3 separate regions of the Homo sapiens genome follow, and all the other regions are linked to region 3. The links are chromatin contacts, found by Hi-C or POLR2A ChIA-PET in ENCODE. All regions are on one chromosome and are shown on one strand. The core of a region is the stretch at or near the end of the contact, and the rest is flanking DNA. Distances in the headings are between cores, read along the strand shown. Region 1 overlaps KLF2-DT (KLF2 divergent transcript). Region 2 overlaps KLF2-DT (KLF2 divergent transcript). Region 3 holds the start of FAM32A (family with sequence similarity 32 member A).

Region 1 (4,389 bases), core at 1,578-4,077, 99 kb before region 3:
GGATGGAGAGAGGCAGGCAGGGCAGGACCCTGGGACTGGTTGATGGAATTCCAGCTCCTGCGACTTTGGAACAAAAGCCCCCTATGAAGTGAAAGCCACCATTGGACAGATGAGGAAACCGAGGCCCGAGGTCCCTGCCTCCACACCCCATGGCCCAGGGCTGCAGACACTGCTCCCCGCAGAGACCCTAACCACCGGCCACAGCCCTTGGCCTCTCCAACACCCGCCATCCTCTCTCCCCTCAAGTCCCCCGCTGCTGCTGGCCCATAACAACTCCCCTTTGGCCAGTTAAAAATAGCCCACGTCAGAGCCCATGGAGGACGCTGATGACTCCTGAAAGGGGCTTCGGAGCCAAGGCGGCCTCGATCTGCAGGCCGCAGTCTGGGACGGCGCTAATTGTGGCAACAAGCAGCGTACAAAGGCGCCCTTCAGGGGAGCTGGCACTGCGGGCTCAGATTTCTGGAGAGCAAATATGTCTTTCATTTCCCTGAGCCCCACCGGGGCTCTGCCCTAACGGCAGAAGAACACGCCTCCCTGGAAGGGAACAGGATCTTGTTTTGGGGGGCAGGGAGCCCCAGCGCCCCTGTGAACAGCAGGAAGCCAGCCATCGGCACCTAGGACAGTCCCCAGCATGCCTGGAGCAGCCCCTGGTATAAAGCCAGTCGGGAAGCTTTCTTTCCTGTTCAGTTTGGTGAAAGCCCTTGTGTAAGGTTGGTGCAAACGTAATTGCTTAAAAGTCATGGCAAAAACCGCAATTACGTTTGCACCAACCTATCAAAGTGATGCTCTCTCTTCCTTAGATGTTTAGGGGAAATTTACCAGGGACGCCATCCAGACCTGGAGTTTTCTTTGTAGAAAGGCTTTTGTTTGTTTAGAGACAGGGTTTCACTCTGTCGCCCAGGCTGGAGTGCAGTGGCACAATCATAGCTCACTGCAGCCTTGACCTCCTAGGCTCAAGTAATCCTCCCACCTCAGCCTCCCAAGTAGCTGGGACTGGTTGATGGAATTCCACCTCCTGCGACTTTGGAACAAAAGCCCCCTATGAAGTGAAAGCCACCATTGAAACCCACCATGTCTGGCTAATTTTAAAATGTTTTTGTAGAGATGGGGTCTCACTGTGTTGCCCAGGCTGGTCTCAAACTCCCGAGGTTAAGTGAGTCTCCTACCTCAGTCTCCCAAAGTGCTGAGATTATAGGCACAAGCCACCAAGCCCAGCTAATTTTTATATTTTTTGTAGAGATGGGATCTTGCTATGTTGCCTAGGCTAGTCTTGAACTCCTGGCCTCATGTGATCCTCCTGCCTTGGGCTCTCAAAGTGCTGGGATTACAGGCACCCACCACAATGCCTGGCCTGTAGGAAGTTCTTTTTACAACAATGTTGATTTATCCCATAGACACAGGGATATTCGGGTGATCTATTTCTCCTCCTCCTCCTTCTCCTCCTTCTTCCTCCTCCTCCTCCTCCTTCTTCCTCCTCCTCTTCTTCTTTCTACTTTCTTCTTCCTCTTATTCCTCCTCTTCCTCCCCTTCCCCTTCTCTTTCTTCTTCCTCTTATTCCTCCTCTTCTTCCCCTTCCCCTTCTCTTTCTTCTTCTTTCTTTTCTGTTTTTTTGAGACAGAGTCTCACTCTGTTGTCCAGGCTGGAGTACAATGGCACGATCTCAGCTCACTGCAACCTCCACCTCCGGGGTTCAAGCAATTCTCCTGCCGCAGCCTCCTGAGTAGCTGGGATTACAGTGGCCGCCACCATGGCCAGCTAATTTTTGTTGTTTAGTAAAGACGGGGTTTCACCATGTTGGCCAGCCTGGTCTCAAACTCCTGACCTCAGGTGATCCGCCTGCCTCGGCCTCCCAAAGTGCTGGGATTACAGCACGAGCCATCGCGCCCGGCCGATCTATTTGTTCTTAAGTAAGCTTTGGTAATTTGTGTCTTTCAAGGAATGTGTCCATTTCATCCCTGTCACTGAATATTTTGGCATCGAGATGTTTATAACATGTCCTTGTGATCCTTTTTGTATGTGTTGAATCTGTTGTGGGGTCACCTAGGCTTGGAAGCCTCAAACCCTGGCATTGACCCCAGACACAGGCTTTTGCTCTTCTTGCTGTCTGGGCAGCTGTTCCGATGGCAATGACAACTCTAAAAATCTGCTTGTGGCCAGGCGCAGTGGCTCATGTCTGTAATCCCAGGACTTTGGGAGGCCGAGATGGGGGGATCTCTTGAGCCCAGGAGTTCGAGACCAGCCAGGGCAATATAGTGATACCTTGTCTTAACTGAAATTCAAAAGAAAACTAGCCAGGCGTGGTGGCGTGCATCTGTGGTCCCAGATACTTGGGAGGCTGAGGAGGGAGGATCACTTGAGCCTGGGAGGTTGAGGCTGCAGAGAGCCGTGATCTTGCCACTGCACTCCAGCCTGGGTGACAGAGTGAGACCCTGTCTCAAAACAAAACAAAACAAAACAAAACAAAATCTGCTTATGAAAGGGCAGACATCCATTTCCCAGGTCACACCCTCCTAACTCCCAAAGCTTAACTTCTGTGTTTAGTGCTTACAACAGCATAGGAGCTATTGTTAGTTCCATTCTACAGATGGAGAAACTGAGTCCCAGCGTTAGGTGGCAGAGCCGGGATTTGAACCCTGGCTGCCAGCGCCCCCCAGCCTGGGTGCGCTACATCGTCACTGCCAGGCACAGCCAAAATCACGGCCCAACCTATCTGGGTGGCGGCGGGGGGCAGGGATTCCTCTACCCTGACAGCAGCTTGAGGTTACGTTCTTTGCTGGAGAAAAGCGTTTTGAAACAGAAACGCCCACGGTGTCCCTGACGCTGAGTTGTGGAAGTGAGGCCGACTTGGGGCTCTGAACTTGGCTGGTGTCTTCCCCAGCCAGGGGCCCAGAGGCGGGGGTTTGGCCTTCCCGAGGCCCCAAACCACCTGCTCGGCCCTGCGTCCAGCCGGCCGGCGCCCGAGTGAGCGAACAAGGGGACCCTCCGCTGTCTTTATATACCGGAGTTATTTTTAACCATCGCCTCCCAGAACATTACGGAGCTTCCTCTCTCCAACACGCAGGAAACCCTACTTGGCTGTGCTTCCTGCTAACACGAGGCCCTGCGATTGCTGAGAACAACAGCCCCGAGACTGCGCGGCTCCGGGGGGAAAAAAACCTGGCCCCCTTTCAAGCCTTGACAGAAAACCTTTCAGAGCCCTGAACTCCCACCAGCCCGAGGACGGCTCCGATAGCTCTGACAAATGAGCCGGGACTGTGCCCAGGGCTCCCAGGCTGGGAGGGGACCCCGGCTCCCTTGTTCCTTCCTAAGGTCGGAAAAAAAAGCGCGTGTCCCTTCCTCCACCACAGAGGAACAGAGAAGTGTTTGCATTGGTGGATTTTTAAATACTTGTTTATTTTTATTAAAGTGCAATTCACATGAAATTAACCATTTTTAAAGTAGTGGCATTTTATACATGCAGTGTTGTGCAACCGCCACCTCTACTTAGTTCCAGAATATTTTCATCACCTTAAAGGGATACCCTGTCCCCATTACCAGTCACTTCCCATTTCTCCACCCCCAGTCCCTGGCAAACACCAATCTGTTTTCTGGCCCTATGGATTTGCCTCTGTGGGCATCTCACATAGATAGGATTGTACAATATGTGGCCTTTTATGTCTGGTTTCTTTTACTCTAGGTAATATTTTCTTTTTTTTTTTAATTTCTTTTTTCTTTTCTTTCTTTTTTTTTTTTTTTGAGACAGAGTTTCACTCTTCTTGCCTAGGCTGCAGTGCAATGGCACGATCTCGGCTCACTGCAGCCTTGACCTCTGGGGTTCAAGCGATCCTCCTGCCTCAGCCCTGCACCATGTGCCACCATGCCCAACTAATTTTCCTATTTTTAGTACAGACAGGGTTTCACCATGTTGGCCAGGCTGATCTGGAACTCCTGACCTCAGGTGATCCACCTGCCTCGGCCTCCCAAAGTGCTGGGATTACAGGCATAAGCCACCGCACCCGGCCCAACTTCCAGTTTCTTCTTTCTGCCCACTCCCTCTCCACGTGGCTCATCAAAGTGTGGAGTTTGTTTCATGGTGGTTACAGCACAACCCCTCCCCATCCACCTGTGCATCCACTCATTCGTTCCTTTAAACATTTATTCAATCAATCCTTCCCCATCCCTGGGGCGCCTGGCACTTGGCCTGCTGCTGCCACCTAGACCCCAGGCTCATCGTCGCTAGAGCAACCCCACCTCCCTTCCTGGAGCAGGTGCGTCCTCACCCAGATTTGCCTTATTAGCAAATCCCCTGTGATTCTGGGTTCCACCCGGCCCTCGGTCTGGGTCTCACACACTTTTGGTCCAAGTGCCAACCTGTTTGGGTTGCTCTGTGATTAGCAGATGATGACCCCA
Region 2 (4,633 bases), core at 5-2,504, 120 kb before region 3:
AAACCCCGTCTCTACTAAAAATACAAAAATTAGCTGGGCGTGGTGGTGCGCGCCTGTAATCCCAGCTACTCAGGAGGCTGAGGCAGGAGAATCACTTGAACCAGGGAGGCGGAGGTTGCAGTGAGCCAAGACTGTGCCACTGCACTCCAGCCTGGGGGACAGAGCCAGACTGTCTCAAAAAAAAAAAAAAAAAAGGTGGTAGGGGGTAAGCCGGCATGAGATGAGAAATGGACTCTTCAGGGGCTGGTAAGCAGGATTTCCCAACTTCAGCACTTGAGGCCGGATTATCTGTGTGGCAGAGGCCATCCCGTGCATTGTAGCATCCCTGGCCTGCACCCACCAGATACTATTAGGTTGGTGCAAAAGTCATTGCCGTTCTTGCCATTATTATTATTATTATTTTTTGAGATGGAATCTTATGCCGTCGCCCAGGCTGGAGTGCAGTGCTGCAGTCTCGGCTCACTGCAACCTCCGCCTCCTGGGTTCAAGCGATTCTCCTGCCTCAGCCTCCCCAGTGGCTGGGATGACAGGTGCGCGGCATCATGCTTGGCTGATTTTCGTACTTTTTTTTTTTTTTTTTGAGATGGTGTCTCGCTCTGTTGCCCAGGCTGGAGTGCAGTGGCGTGATCTCCGCTCACTGCAAGCTCCGCCCCCTGGGTTCATGCCATTCTCCTGCCTCAGCCTCCGGAGTAGCTGGGACTATAGGCGCCCGCCACCACACCTGGCTAATTTTTTTTGTATTTTTAGTAGAGACGGGGTTTCACAGTGTTCGCCAGGATGGTCTCGATCTCCTGACCTCGTGATCGACCTGCCTCAGCTTCCCAAAGTGCTGGGATTACAGGCGTGAGCCACCGCGCCCGGCCATGATTTTTGTATTTTTAGTAGGGACAGGGTTTCACCATACTGGCCAGGCTGGTCTAGAACTCCTGACCTCAGGTGATCCACCCGCCTCGGCCTCCCAAAGTGCTGGGTTACAGGCGTGAGCTACCGCGCCTGGCCCTTGCCATTACTTTTTTTTTAATGGCAAAACCCACAATTAATAGCATTCCCCCGACGCGCCTCCCCGAGTCGTGAGGACCAAAAATGTCTCTAGACGTTGCCAAGCTTTCTCAGGTGTGAACCTGTGTCTAACCATAAGAGGCCAGGCTGCACTTCAGAGCTGTGATTTGCATTTCTAGGAAACCCTGGGGGCTGTACTGGGTGTTCGACACCCTCCCCGACCCCAGCCCTGGGATGGAAACCTCTCTCCGTGTCACTGGTTCTGCATGGGGTATGTTGGACATTTGCAATTTGATAAGTAAAGTCCCAGCTCCCCTGACCCAGAGAAGTCTGTCCCTGAGTGATCTGCGCTGCATACCCAAAATAATGACTGATGACCCACAGAAGGCCTGGCACATGCGGTGTTCAGAACAAGAGAAAAGACAGGAACAGTGGGCAAATGCAGCCTGACTCATGCCGGCCGGCCGTGCAAGGAGTGCCAAGGCCTGACTCACAGCCCACGATGTCACACTTGCACCTGTGTCCCAGCAAGGGCGCCCCGTAAGAAAATATTGGCTAAACCCCTAGCAATCAAGCGGGGACGGCCCCGTGCCTGCACAAGCCTGTGGCGAGAAGGGGCATGGGGCCCACGACAGCCTTGTACACTTGGTGAACCCTGGGCTGTTTGCAGGAGGAAGGCTGACTCAGCCGAGGAGTGTGGAGACCCCCGGAGACCCCTGGGGAAGGGGAGTTTCAGAGGCTTCCCATTGTTGTTGTTTTTTTTTTTTTTTTTTTTTTTGAGGCAGAGTCTTCTTGGTCTGTCGCCCAGGCTGGAGTATAGTGGCACCATCTCGGCTTACTGCAACCTCTGCCTCCCGGGTTCAAGGGATTCTCTTGTCTCAGCCTCCTGAGTAGCTGGGATTACAGCATAGGCCACCATGCCTGGCTAATTTTTATATTTTTAGTAGAGATGGAGTTTCACCATGTTGGCCAGGTTGGTCTCGAACTCCTGACTTCAGGTGATCCACCCGCCTCGGCCTCCCAAAGTGCTGGGCTTAGAGGTGTTGTGAGCCACTGAGCCTGGCTTTATTTTTTTATTTTTTGAGATGGAGTTTCATTCTTGTTGCCCAGGCTGGAGTGCAGTGGTGCGATCTCGGCTCACTGCAACCTCCGCCTCCTGGGTTCAAGCGATTCTCCTGCCTCAGCCTCCCGAGTAGCTGGGAGTGCCTGCCACCACATCCAGCTAATTTTTTTGTATTTTTAGTGGAGACAGGGTTTCACTATGTTGGCCAGGCTGATTTCTAACTCCTGACCTCAGGCGATCCGCTCGCCTCAGCCTCGCAAAGTGCTGGGATTACAGGCGTGAGCGGCCGTGCTCAGCCGTTTTTTTTGTTGTTGTTGTTGTTTTTTTTTTTTAAGACGGAGTCTCCTCTCTCTCTGTTGCCCAGGCTGAAGGGCAATGGCGTGATCTGGTTCAATGCAACGTCGGCCTCCTAGGCTCAAGCGATCCTCCCACCTCAGCCTCCCGAGTAGTTGGGAATACATTTGTGCACCACCACACCTGGCCAATTTTATTGGTATTTTTTGTAGAGATGGGGTTTTGGGATTACAGGCTAAAGCCCAGGAGTTTGAGACTAGTTGTCCAAATAACTAGTACCCAGCCTGTATGCATTGATTTTTGTTTTAAACAACAACAAAAAAATTAAGGTGAGCTGGGCTCAGTGGCTCGCGCCTGTTATCCCAGTATTTTGGGAGAGGGAGGCAGGGGAATCACTTGAAGACCAGGAGTTTGGGACCAGCCTGGGCAACATAGAGTGCCCTCTGCCCACCCCACCAAAAAATAAAAATAAATTAGCTAGGTGTGGTTGCTCACGCCTGTAGTCCCAGCTACTTGGGGGGCTGAGGCGGGAGATCCAGGCTGCAGTGAGCTGTGATGCCACTGTGTACACCCCCTGTGATGGCACGTGTAATATACAAAGGGGGACAGGATGATCACACCTCCAATGTCACTGGGGTGTGTACACGCCCCTGTAATAATATACAGGGTGGGACAGGATGATAGTATCCCCAATATCGCAGGGGGCGTGTACACCCCCTGTAATACCAGTCATAATATACAGGGCATGACAGGATGATAGTACCCCCAATATCGCAGGGGGCGTGTACACCCCCTGTAATAGCAGTCATAATATACAGGGCGTGACAGGATGATGGTACCCCCAATATCGCAGAGGGCGTGTACACCCCCCTGTAATACCAGTCATAATATACAGGGGGGACAGGATGATAGTATCCCCAATATCGCGGGGGGCGTGTACACCCCCCTGTAATACCAGTCATAATATAGATGGGGGGACAGGATGATAGTACTTCCAATATCGCAGGGGGCGTGTACACCCCCCTGTAATACCAGTCATACGGGGGGGACAGGATGATAGTACCCCCAATATCGCAGGGGGCGTGTACACCCCCCATAATACCAGTCATAATATACAGGGGGGGACAGGATGATAGTACCCCCAATATCGCAGGGGGCATGTACACCCCTCTGTGATACTGGTCATAATATCCAGGGGAGGACAGGATGATAGTATTCCCAATATTGTAGGGGGTGTGTACACCCTCAAGTGATATTGTGCGTCATATCAAAGGGGGGACAGAATGATGGTACCCCCAATGTTACAGGGAGTGTGTACACCCCCCTGTGATATCACACATAATATTAATAATTAGCAACCACACCTAGCTAATTTATTTTTATTTTTTGGTGGGGAGGGCAGAGGGCACTCCATGTTGCCCTGGTTGGTCCTGAACTCCTGGACTTCAAGTGATTCCCTTGCCTCCACCTCTCAAAATACTGGGATTACAGGTGTGAGCCACTGAGCCCAGGAAGTGACAAGATGATAGTACCCTCAATATCGCAGGGGGTGTGTAGGGTGTGTACACTTCCCCGTGATACCGTGTGTAATATTGAGGGGGGACTGGATATTATGAACAATATCACAGGGGGGTGGACACTCCCCACGATATTGGGAGTAATGTCATTCTTCTCTCCCCCCCTGGAGACTACGAACCATATCACAGGGTGTCCTGTACGGTACAGTGCCACTGTGCTCCAGCCCAGGCAACATAGTGAGACCCTGTCTCTAAAACAAAACAAAGACAACCCCCTGAATGGTAAAATAACATACATAACATTTATTAAAATTCATCTTAACCATTTTTTTTTTTTTTTGAGTCAGAGTCTCACTCTGTCGCCCAGGCTGGAGTGCAATGGAGTGATCTCGGCTCACTGTAACCTCCACCTCTTGGGTTCAAGTGATTCTCATCCCTCAGCCTCCCGAGTAGCTGGGATTACAGGTGTGCACCACCATGCCTGGCTAATTTTTGTATTTTTTTGTAGAGACGGGGTTTTGCCATGTTGCCCAGGCTGGTCTCAAACTCCTGGCCTCAAGCAATCCACACCCCTACTTGGCCTCCCAAAGTGTTGGGATTACAGGCGTGAGCACCTGGCCTCATCTTAACTCTTTTTAAGTGTACAATTCAGTGGCATTAAGTTTATTCATGATGTTGTGTAACGATTGCCACTTTTTATTTTTTGAGACAGGATCTCACTCTGTCACCCAGGCTGGAGTGCAGTGGTGCAATCTTGGCT
Region 3 (4,536 bases), core at 1,598-4,097:
AGCTAACCCTGAATTCATCCTTGAAAACCTATTCCAAACCTGTTACCTTCCACTGGCTCCATCACGACTGCTCTACTCTGAGCTCCCATTATTAGTCTCTTAATAGCTGCCTAAGTCTCGCATAAGTCTCATTCTGGCTTCCAGCAATAAAATCTCAGCCCTGCCTCTGACTACAACCTCAGGGTTAGAAGGGAAAGAAATGCATTTACTTGGCCAGGCATGGTGGTTCACGCCTGTAATCCCAGCACTTTGGGAGGCTGAGGCGGGTGAATCACTTGAGGTCAGGAGAGCGAGACCAGCCTGGCCAACATGGTGAAACCCCGTCTCTACTAAAAATACAAAAATTAGCTGGGCATGGTGGTGGGCGCCTGTAGTCCCAGCTACTCAGGAGGCTAAGGCAGGAGAATCGCTTGAACCCAGGAGGCAGAGGTTGCAGTGAGCTGAGATCATACCAATGCACTCCAGCCTGGACAACAGAGCGAGGCTTTTTCAAAAAATTAAAAAAAGGCCGGGCGTGGTGGCTCACGCCTGTAATCCCAGCAATTTGGGAGGCTGAAGCAGGCGGATCACCTGAGGTCAGGGGTTCAAGAACAGCCTGGCTAACGTGGTGGAACTCCATCTCTACTAAAAATACAAAAAAATTAGATGGGCGTCGTGGCAGGCGCCTGTAATCCCAGCTACTCAGGAGGCTGAGGCAGGAGAATCGCTTGAACCCCGGAGGCGGAGGTTGCAGTGAGCCGAGATCGAGCCACTGCATTCCAGCCTCGGTGACAGAGCCAGACTGAGTCTCACTGAGACGGAGTCTCACTCTGTTGCCAGCCTGGAGTGCAGTGACGTGATCTCGGCTCGCTGCAACCTCTGCCTCCCGGGTACTGGTTCAAGCAATCCTCCTGCCTCAGCCTCCCAAGTAGCTGGGATTACAGGTGTGTGCCACCATGCCCGGCTAATTTTTGTATTTTTAGTAGAGACAGGGTTTCACCATGTTGGCCAGGCTGGTCTTGAACTCCTGACTTCGTGATCCGCCCGCCTGACTTGTTAAATCCTTACCACAACCCTGTGAGGCAGACTTTAGTGCTACTTTAAGTAATAGGTAGCCGGCTTGCCCAGGGTCACACCACTAATTTGTGGTAGAGGCAGAGTCAAACTCAGGTCTGTCATGCCAGAGGTAGTGCATCCATGTGTTTTCTGTATGCCTGAATTAGATCTGGGAGTAAGGAGTTAATTGTCCCCAAGGTCCATTTTCCCCAGTGTCACCGTACAGAATCACCTAGACCAGGGTTAGGGTTTCTCAGCCTCAGTGCTACTGACATTTGGAGCCGGATCACTCTTTGCTGCGGCAGGCTGTCCTGTGTATCGCAGGGTGTGTGGTGTCATCCCTGGCCTCTAGCCACTAGTTGCCAGTAGTCCCCACCCCAACCCAGTTGAGAACCAAAAATGTTTCCAGACATTGCCACATGTGCTTCGGGGTGGGAGTTTAGGGGGGTGGAGACTACCCCCAGGTGAGAATCACTGACCTACACTGATTATTCCCTCTCCCCAGCATAATGGACCCAGTTTCTGTCTTACTGTGAACTCTTCTGTTCTCCACTGCACACATTTATGGTGTTAAGAAAAAATAATTTATCGGAGCCTTATAATACAATACAAACAAAGTCGTCATGGGCATGGCCATTCAATATCAACAGCTGAGACTGGGTGCGGTGGCTCACGCCTGTAATCCCAGCACTTTGGGAAGCTGAGGCGGGCGGATCACTTGAGATCAGAAGTTCGAGATCAGCCTGGCCAACATGGTGAAACCGCATCTCTACGAAAAATACCAAAATTAGCCAGGTGTGGTGGCGGGCGCCTGCAATCCCAGCTACTCGGGAGGCTGAGGCAGGAGAATTGCTTGAACCCCGGAGGCAGAGGCTGCAGTGCTCTGACCCCGCCAAAAATAACTAATTTTTTAAAAAATACAGCATGTTTGAATCTGCCAAACAAAGTTGTCTTGGAAACAAACTTTGTGGTGACTTCGAGCGGCGAGCATGGCCATTTAATATCAAGAGCTGGCATCCACTGAACATGTATGCACTGCTTTTTACTTTCATGACTTCCTCTCAAGTTCCCAACCCTCTTAGAATAAGTTACTACCCTGACTCGTACAGAAGAGGAAACTTGAGGCACGGAAATAAGAAAGTCACTGGCCTAGTGTCGCAGGGCAAATAAGCCACAGCACTGGAATCCAAACCCGGGTCTCCAGCTCTGGCCTCCTTTCAACGCCAGTTCTAGCTCTCCCCTCTGCTGCCCACTCGGGCCAGCGGGGTCTTCTCATCCTTGGAGCTCCCCCGGCAGAGGGCGACTCTTCTCTCACTCACGTACAGCATCCTCTCCCCGTAATTAAGGTCTCCTCTGACCGCTCCCCTGCCCTCGGAGCGTCCCAGCCCTGACCCCAATTTCCAGTCTCCCGGCGCCGGGTGTTCCCGCCTCCCCGCCGCCTTCTGCTTCTGCTCACCCGCTTCTCCTGCATTTTCTCGAAGGCCGCCTGGGCCGGGGTCCGCTTGTCCAGGCCGCGCCGCTTCTCCTCCTCGTTCTTTTTGCTCGTTCCCATTGCTTCCAGGAGTTTCGCTTTGTCTTTGTCCTTCTTTTTCTTCTTCCTGGAAAAAGACATGAGGAGGCGGCGGGTCGGAGGATCAGGGCCAGGGGTCCCGAGAAAAGGTCTAAGGGGGATGAAGACGGAATCCCGCGGGCCCTCGGGCCTCACCGCTTGGTCACTCCCAGCTCTGCGACGCCTTTCAGCTTCAGGGGTCCCTTTTGGACCTGCTCGTAGGCCTCCATGACACTCTCCAGTGCTTCGGTAGCTGGAGTGCCACACTTCCTGTTTGCAAACACTATTTCCGCCCGAATGGCCGCCTCGCTTCTCTTTGATTGGCTGAGCTACAAGGTGAGCATGCGCTCTTGGTTCTGGACCCGGGCCACACTTCCGGGTAGTGGGCGGGACAGAGAGCCAAGCGAATGAGTGCCCTTCGATTCCTATCTGCTGCCACACTTCCGAATTTGGCGCCCACTTCCGGTCTCCCATTCTTCACACAGGGTGCTGGAAACCCAACCCCTTTTTGAGCGTTTTGCGCACTTTTGGGTGACCTGTTCTCTCTCCTTGATTTTTTTTTCTTTTTTAGAGACACGATCTTGGTCTGTCACCTAGGCTGGAGTGGAGTGGCGCGATCGTGGCTCACTGCAGCCTTGAACCCTTGGGCTCAAGAGATCCTCCCGCCTCAGCCTCCCCAGTAGCAGACTGCAGACGGGCGCCACTGAGCGCGGCTAATATTTTCATTTAAATTTTTTTGTCGAGATGGGGTCTCGCTGTGTTGTCCAGGCTGGTCTCGAACTCGTGGGTTCAAGTGATCCTCCTGCTTCGGCCTTCCAAAGCGCAGGGATCACAGGCCTGAGCCACGCCCCACCACCCCCGTTCTCTTTTATTGCCATATTTTGAGCGTTCACTGGATAGCTGAACCTAATTTTGTAAACCTAATCAGTATTCATTAATTTTTCAGCTTTAGGTAAATGACAATATCATGTGACAAGGTTGGTGGTATGTTAAAACAATTAAAAATCTATTTTATGCCGGGCGCGGTGGCTCACGCCTGTAATCCCAGCACTTTGGGAAAACGAGGTGGGCGGATCACGAGGTCAGGAGATGGAGACCATTCTGGCTAACACGGTGAAACCCCGTCTCTACTAAAAATACAAAAAATTACCTGGGCGTGGTGGCGGGCGCCTGTAGTCTCAGCTACTCGGGAGGCTGAGGCAGGAGAATCGCTTGAACCCGGGAGGCGGAGGTTGCAGTGAGCTGAAATCACACCACTGCACTCCAGCCTGGGCGACAGAGAGAGACTCCATCTCAAAAAAAAAGTACATATATATTTAAATCAGCACTTTGGGAGACCAAGGTAGGCGGTTCACGTGAGGTCAGGTGTTGGAAACCAGCGTGGCCAACATGGCGAAACCCTGTATCTACTAAAACAAAACAAAACAAAACACAAAAAGCAAAAATTAGCTGGGCATAGTAGCCTGCGCTTGTAGTCTCAGCTACTTGGTAGGCTGAGGCAGGAGAAGCGCTTGAACCCGGGAGTCGGAGGTTGCAGTGAGCCAAAATCGCACCACTGCACTCCAGCCTGGTCAACAGACAAAGACTCCGTCTCAAAAAAAAAAAAAAAAAAAAAAAATCAATAGAGATAGGGTATTGCTGTGTTGTCCAGGTTGGTCTCAAACTCCTGTCCTCAAGCAGTCCTCCTGAAGCATTAGAATTACAGGCGTGAGCCACCACCCCTGGCCCTTTCTTTCTTTCTTTTCATCCTTTCAGTACTGTGCGGTTTTCTTACATACGATGTGTACATGCATATATCTTTTTTTTTTTTTTTGAGACAGAGTCTCGCTCTGTTGCCCAGGCTGGAATGCAGTGGCACGATTTTGGCTCACTGCAACTTCCACCTCCCAGGTTCAAGAGATTCTCCTGCTTCAGCCTCCTGAGTAGCTGGGATTACAGGCGCCCACCACCAT

The links. A loop is a pair of places that touch in the nucleus more often than their neighbours do. ChIA-PET counts read pairs that join two places held with the same protein, here RNA polymerase II (POLR2A). Pooled maps may share reads with other maps.
Region 1: a loop to region 3 is called in a pooled map, with 2.5 times the contacts of the local background. The contact joins the enhancer-like site here to the promoter of FAM32A in region 3. A Hi-C loop is called at or near these places in 2 of 50 pooled maps. POLR2A ChIA-PET finds 5 or more read pairs at or near these places in 4 of 52 experiments (GM12878, activated naive CD8-positive, alpha-beta T cell, naive thymus-derived CD4-positive, alpha-beta T cell and 1 more).
Region 2: a pooled map shows a loop between it and region 3 (2.1-fold over the local background). The contact joins the enhancer-like site here to the promoter of FAM32A in region 3. A Hi-C loop is called at or near these places in 1 of 50 pooled maps. POLR2A ChIA-PET finds 5 or more read pairs at or near these places in 4 of 52 experiments (GM10248, GM12878, Panc1 and 1 more).

The regions. Positions count from the first base shown.
Region 1 is chr19:16,282,394-16,286,782 of GRCh38, reverse strand. KLF2-DT (KLF2 divergent transcript) reads left to right here. Exons shown (of 2, transcript NR_186323.1): 2 at 3,062-3,424. Among named protein-coding and RNA genes, the nearest start is that of KLF2-DT, 40 kb to the left of the region's middle. Within about 2 kb of position 2,827, at least 33 of the 41 ENCODE cell types and tissues checked have a DNase peak (open chromatin) inside an H3K27ac peak, as active enhancers do.
Region 2 is chr19:16,299,017-16,303,649 of GRCh38, reverse strand. The region is part of intron 1 of KLF2-DT (KLF2 divergent transcript); the gene reads left to right. Among named protein-coding and RNA genes, the nearest start is that of KLF2-DT, 23 kb to the left of the region's middle. RefSeq lists a silencer at 1,145-1,214 and an enhancer at 1,415-1,474. Within about 2 kb of position 1,254, at least 6 of the 41 ENCODE cell types and tissues checked have a DNase peak (open chromatin) inside an H3K27ac peak, as active enhancers do.
Region 3 is chr19:16,183,721-16,188,256 of GRCh38, reverse strand. FAM32A (family with sequence similarity 32 member A) reads right to left here and starts at 2,847. Exons shown (of 4, transcript NM_014077.4): 1 at 2,741-2,847; 2 at 2,492-2,633. The coding sequence starts at 2,814. RefSeq lists enhancers at 3,253-3,302, 3,205-3,840.